Regions from separate parts of the Homo sapiens genome. Here region 2 is linked to region 1. Evidence: chromatin contacts called from ENCODE Hi-C or POLR2A ChIA-PET data. All regions are on one chromosome and are shown on one strand. The core of a region is the stretch at or near the end of the contact, and the rest is flanking DNA. Distances in the headings are between cores, read along the strand shown. Region 1 holds the start of STK4 (serine/threonine kinase 4). Region 2 holds the start of NCOA3 (nuclear receptor coactivator 3).

Region 1 (3,237 bases), core at 316-2,815:
CTTCTCCCAGCAAATCACTACCCTCTGTATCTCAGTTTTATCATCTGTAAAACAGACATATAGGGATATCTACCACACAGGATTGTTGTGAGGTTCAAATGAGTTCAAATGAGGTTTTTATGGTTCAAAAATGGTCAAATATCAGCAATTTCATATGCTTCAGCAGGACACATGGAAAGCACTTAGAACAGTGCCTGGCACCCGGTAAGTGCAATATGAGTGTAATAATCATTACTATTACAGTCTCAGCACACTACGCTAGGGTGAATCCAAAGCCCATCCCAACCACCTATTTGCCTTCTGCAATGTTTGTGCACCTCAAACATCCCCAAGCTCAAACAACCCCTAAGAGTGCTGCCCAGGCAGTCAATCCCTTCTCTTCACCTCTTGGTTGCCCTGCACTTCCACACCCTGAACACTTCCTTCTTTAGAGCTCATTCTGCTGCAGGAAGTCAGACGTCTCTGTGAAATAGAAGTAACCACACTGAACCTCAGAGAAGCATGACTCCTTCGGTCTCTAGTCCCTACTTTTCTCCAGATGTGGTAGAGTGGCAAAAGACCCGGGATGTCCACAAGGGAAATCCAGGAGTTGAGATTTTCTAGGATCAGCCACCATCCTGATCTTGAACTAAAGCAATTCCAGGTACCACTAGGATTTGGTGCTGATATTCACAAAACAACTGAGGCCTGAAAAGGGCACAGACTGGCAGGGTTCAGTGACCCGGAGTAAAGAAGGAAACACTTCCCAACTACTCTGGACCTCAGTCTCCCCATCTCGAAAATATCCTCTTATTTCCTTACCTACCTCCCAATGTCAGGTTCTGAAGAGCTGAGGAGGATGTGAAGACCATTAGGAAGACACTGAACATCAGTAATAAAAGATGCCATCCTACAGTGGGGACACCACCAACAGCATCCTCTGAAATGCTACCCTCCACCATCCCCTCCCTTGCTAGACCCTCAACCTTTCCTCGCATGCTTTCAGCCTTAGGCGCAAAGCTTTTCCCCTCCACAGATCCCCCCACCGCACCCCTCAAGTGGGACTTCAGACCCTTAGAAAGTCCACCCGGCCTTCCTCTTGGCCAGTTCTCGATCCACCCCCTTAAAGAGATCCCTCACAGATTCTCACCCTGCTTCAGCATTCGCCCCCACCTCCGTGAGTCCCTGCTTGGATAGCGTTCCCCCGAGTGGCCCGGCCTCAGCAGGTACTCTCCCTAACTTGTCCCCACGTTCCTCAGCACAGTCTCACCACAGCGAGTGCTCCCTCTAACCGGTCCCAAGTCTAACCTCCTTAGCAGATGCTCCCCTCAGCCGGACCCTCACCCACCAGACGTCCCCCCCCTCACTCAGCAGGTGCCCCATCGGCTGGGTCGCTTAGCTCCGGGGACTCCCACACAGGTGTATCCCCTCAACCAGTTCCCGCCTTTTCTTCCCCTGACCCCATGCCCGTCCTCTTAGCCAGTGGCCCCTCACCGGCGCGGCGGGTTCCTCAGCTGTACCGTCTCCATGGCGCTGCCAGCAGCCGCCCAGACCCGCTCACTGCTCCATCCTCCCGCGGACCTCCTGAGCCCGCCCCGCAGACCCTCCCACACTTCCGCTTTCCGCCCCTACCGGAAGCGGCGCGCGGCGCGGGAGCGGGGCGGAGCCACGGCCCTGATCACGTGGTTCGGGCGTGAGTCTTGTGGCGCGGTGGGGCGCGGACCCGGAACCGCCAAGTGGTGAAGGCGCCTCCAGGCGGTGCCCGCTGGTCTCTAGAGTGTCAGTGGCGCTGTCTTCCTGCGTTACCGGAGCGCACAAAATACTCGGTCCCCAGGCCGAGAACGCACCTCTACCTGGGTCCTGGGTCCCATTTCACAGACTGAGATGCGTGAAGCGCCTCCTTTAGAAGAGCTGACAATTCTTAGCAAACCAAGTTTTGCGTGATTTTGGGGAGGCGGCGCTGCCCCAGGAACGCCTGGAGGTATTTGTGGTTTTCTGCCGCTTACCTGGTTGAACTCTGGTCCCAACGGGCCCCCTGCACATTTTCTCCTACAATGCATCAACGCGCAAATTGCCCCACTGTCTTTCTTAAAGGCCTCCCCTTTAAGTCAGTTTGCAGACATAAAAATAAGCAACATTAATTAAGCATTTGCCGTGTACTTGTCTTCATATATTATCTCATTTAATCCCCTGTGTCAAGCCGATAAGGTCATCCCCGTTTTTATTTATTTAATGATTTAACACAGTCCCTAAACGTTTTCAGTGCTTTACCTCATTTAATACTCCTAACAACCTAGACGGTATTATTATTATTCCTACTTCATAAGGCCAGAGAGGTGAAGTATCTAGCCCAAGGTCACATAGCTTAGAGTATAGGTTTGGGGATTTAAATCCAGTTTGGTCTGATTTCAGGGCCTGCACCACCAAACTGGACAGCCATGGGTGTGTAACCTCTTTTTGGGCCTGAGAAACAGACCTTTCTCTCCACTCAGAGCTCCGGCTTCAGCTATTGTGCTTCCGAATGCCACTACCATCAGTAAGTATTAGGAAAATGGCAGATTCTACCCAATTGACCCATGGGGAAAGTTATAGGAGAAAACTTAACCAGAGCAACCTCTCACTGTTTTTAATTGCCTTGCTTTTCCCAAGGATATGCCATCTACAGAACTTAACACCTGAGCACCCACCCTTCAGGGCCACCCATGGGCCCAAAACGGGATAAAGGAGCCATTCCCTGACATAGGAGGAAAACATTTGCTGAGAAGCTACTGTGTGCCAGACACAATCTTGGACTTTCACTTAATCCTCAAAACAGCCCTAGGAAGAAGTACCTACCGTTAACAGATAAGAAAGCTGAGACCCACGGTTTACACAGCTAAGGAGAGCAAAGGTTTTAACCCAGGACTGTCCTGACTCCACAACATCAAAGTTGTTGTTTTGTTTTTGGTGTTTTGTAGAAACAGGATCTCCCTATTATTACCCAGGCTGGTCTCAAACTCCTGGGCTGCAGCAGTCCTCCCACCTCGGCCTCCCAGAGTGCTGGGATTACAGGCAAGAGCCACCACACCTGGCTGATGAATAGGAATTGGGTAAACATTTTTGAAAATTAAATACCAAATTACCATTACACAATGCCAAACAGACCTCCTTTGTCCCCTTCCCAGGATTTTTCCAGAAGATGGACTCACATTATGATGGCCCCCTTTTTCCGCAGAGTGTTCCCAATGAAAATTTCTGAAATGATGGGAATGTTCTAAA
Region 2 (3,031 bases), core at 414-2,913, 2.5 Mb before region 1:
GGTTTCAAATGAAAATCTTAAAATAATTATTCCAAAGACCAAGGATATTCTAAAAACCAGTAACAGTCTTTGCCTCTGAGAAGGGGAAACTGTAGGGTTTGGCGTGAAAGAGAGATTCACTTTTCAATGTGTTTGTACCTTTCCAATTGGATATCATTCGGTAGAACCATATTCTAAATGAGCATACATTTAAAATATTTTCAAGAACAAACAATTCACAAACTTACAGGTTTCCATTAACATTTTCGTTTGTGCAGCATTCGCTGAAGACCTAAGATTTTTATTCCTCCAATCACCTTCTCAACAACCTGCTGCAACAAATACTGAAGCTTTTTTGCAGCCAGGGATCAGTTAGGTGGATCCGAGGCCAGGCATTTAAATCAAAGAGATGCAGCAATCTTACTCAATACTACTACCACTCTCACGCATCTCATTCAACTCCATTTAAAACCACTGCAGCAAGACAGCTGGTACTCTCCTTCCTGTTTCTTTACCGTACAGGCTTAATAACAAAAACAGGTTGGTTTTGAAGCCCTGCTCAAATATTGCAAAAAGGAAGTCTTCGCATTCGGGAGGGGGAAAAAAGTTTCGACTTCGAGAGAATCTCATAGCTTCCGTGTCATTCCATTTGGGAATCCCAGATCCTGCCAGTGAGGTAGATGCTCGCTCTCTCGGTTAACTTTTCCACCCTAGATGCCCTCAAACTGCCTAGGAAGCAACTAAGTCTCCCAACGACCCATGGCTAGTTTTGTTAAGGCAGGTACAAGACAAGCAGTTTATTTAAACCATGACGAACTGGGTCGATGTTCATAAAATGAGAGATGGGGAGAGCAAAAAAAAAAAAAAAGTAGTAATAAAGACAGCCAAACTCCTAATTTTATCAACCAACTTCCCACTTGCCATTTCCCAGCCTTCACACCAGAGGTAGTAAAACGCCTTTTTACCGAGAAAACTAAGAAGCTACCCGAGCCCAACATGAAAATTCCGCGGACAATTCGTGTTAAAATATTTTTTAAATGCCCAAGTGAGGAGGAAACACAGCAACCAAATCTCACCCGGCTGGGAGGCTGGGGTGGGGGGGGTCCCCGCGGCTTTTCCCTCCCGTGCGTCCCAGAAGCTGCTAAGGAGCCGGGGCAGCAGGAGGACGACGCGGGGAGCTTTCAAAAGGGCTGGGGGAGGCAAGAGGAAGAAAAAACTTTAGGGACAGAAGGGGAAAGTGGGCCCCTGCAGTCCCCCCGCAAACTCCTCGGGTGACCCCTCCGCGCGGGGACCCCCTCGGATCCCCAAGCGGACTGCCACCCAGCTTCGTCTCAGCTCCTACCGCCGCGGGCCGCCCCCCGGGCTGAGGGGAAGCGGCGCGGCCCCGACACCCCGAAACTACCTCAGCGCGTCCCCCGGCCGGCGCGCCCCTCAGTGCCTTGGCAGATCTGAAGCCGCTGGCTCTCGCAGCCTGGGGAACTCGCCCCTCTTCCCTCCGCCTCGCACTCCACCCCCTCGCCCGCCACCGCCTCCTCCTTTATCTCCACTCACCTCCCGCCGCCATTTTCCTCGCAGCTCAGCTTTAAATCGGAAACTCGCCGCTCAGCCCGCAGCCGCCGCCGGCCGCCACCGACTAAGCCGCAGCCGCTGCCGTCGCTGTGGAGCGGCTGAGACAGCAGCAGCTAAAGTCGCCGCACGGGGGCCACTGGGATATGTAGTCCCGAGGCCACGCCCAGCACTACCGGTCCCAGGGGGCCTTGCGCGGCCGGCCTAGGGTTCCAGCGACCCCCACCCTGGCTTCCGCGGCGGAGGGCGTGGCGACGTGGGCTCGTGCGGCCGCTTTCGCCCAGCATCGACTGGGAGCTCCCTCGGGATCCGGAGAACCGGAATGCAGTCCTAGCCCTGCCCTTAATTTTTTTCATATTTGCCTTCGTCCAGTAATACCTAACATTTGTGGAGCGTTTCTGGTATGCCAAGCACGGATCCTCAAAACAAGCATCCGGTAGGGACCATGATCATCCTCATTTTTCAGATGAGCGAACTGAGGCACAAGGTCGGAAGCCACGAGGCTGTTCCTTAGCTGCTAAAGTCACTGGGTGAAATGTTGTTGGGCAGCAGTATATTCAGGGTATATTTAGTCCCGAAGTATCATCCCACAGCGTATTTATGACTTACAATAAAGAACAGCTTGCTTTACAATGGAAAGATCTGGCAGGCACCCCCTTACCAAGTGATCGAACTTAGCACCACCAATAATGGGTCAGGACTGTTGTTATGTGTCTCCTAATATGATGCAGTGGGGAAAGCATATTGCTACCTCTGTCGTATTCTTGCCACATACACACAAAAAGCTTACTTGAAAAAATAAACGAATTCAGAATGTGGGACATTCTACACAACATCTAGCCTGGAGTCTTTTAAAATATGACAGCATGAAAGAGGTGAAAACCAAAAGCAATAGGTGAGACTTGATTGGATTCAGGATGATTTTTTTATGTAAAAAGAATTTGGGGGGCAATTTCAATGTGGACTGTATGTTAGATAATATTGAGTCAGTATTAGATGTGTTGAGTGTAAATAAAATAGAATAATCTGACCACTTACCACCTCCACGGTCAGCACCATCATTTCCCACCTGGACCACTGCAACAGCCTCCTCAGTGTTCTGCCTGCTTCCACTCTTTCCTCTTAGAGTCTATACTCAACACAGCAGCCAGAGGAATCCTGGTAAGAACCAAGTCAGTCTCTGTCCCTCCTGCAAAATTCTTGCAGTAACCTGCAAAGCCCCATACAGCCCGTCTCTTGCCCTGCCCTTCCCTCTCTAAACTCATCACCTTCTTCTCTTCCACTCACTTCTGTAACTCAGCTACAATGGACTCGGCCTCTCCAACGTGCTTAGCACACTCTGGCCTTAAAGATCGTGCACTTGCTATTTCCTCTGCCTAGAACAGTATTTTCCCAGAAAATTCAAATAACCCATTCCCTAATCTCCCCATGGTCATTGTCCAAATGTCACTTATTCAGTGAGGCTTTCCCTAACTGCTCTATTTTA

The links. A loop is a pair of places that touch in the nucleus more often than their neighbours do. ChIA-PET counts read pairs that join two places held with the same protein, here RNA polymerase II (POLR2A). Pooled maps may share reads with other maps.
Region 2: a map of CD8-positive, alpha-beta T cell shows a loop between it and region 1 (15-fold over the local background). The contact joins the promoter of NCOA3 here to the promoter of STK4 in region 1. A Hi-C loop is called at or near these places in 1 of 168 maps with a recorded cell type or tissue (CD8-positive, alpha-beta T cell), 3 of 37 single-sample maps with no recorded cell type and 5 of 50 pooled maps. POLR2A ChIA-PET finds 5 or more read pairs at or near these places in 2 of 52 experiments (A549 and B cell).

What each region holds. Positions count from the first base shown.
Region 1 is chr20:44,964,840-44,968,076 of GRCh38, reverse strand. STK4 (serine/threonine kinase 4) reads right to left here and starts at 1,565. Exons shown (of 11, transcript NM_006282.5): 1 at 1,474-1,565. The coding sequence starts at 1,508. STK4-DT (STK4 divergent transcript) reads left to right here and starts at 1,619. Exons shown (of 3, transcript NR_038341.1): 1 at 1,619-1,960; 2 at 2,392-2,515; 3 at 2,629-3,237. RefSeq lists an enhancer at 271-350 and a silencer at 1,491-1,740.
Region 2 is chr20:47,500,519-47,503,549 of GRCh38, reverse strand. It overlaps NCOA3 (nuclear receptor coactivator 3), which reads right to left and starts at 1,663. Exons shown (of 23, transcript NM_181659.3): 1 at 1,531-1,663. RefSeq lists a silencer at 1,304-1,423 and a cis regulatory region at 2,675-2,747.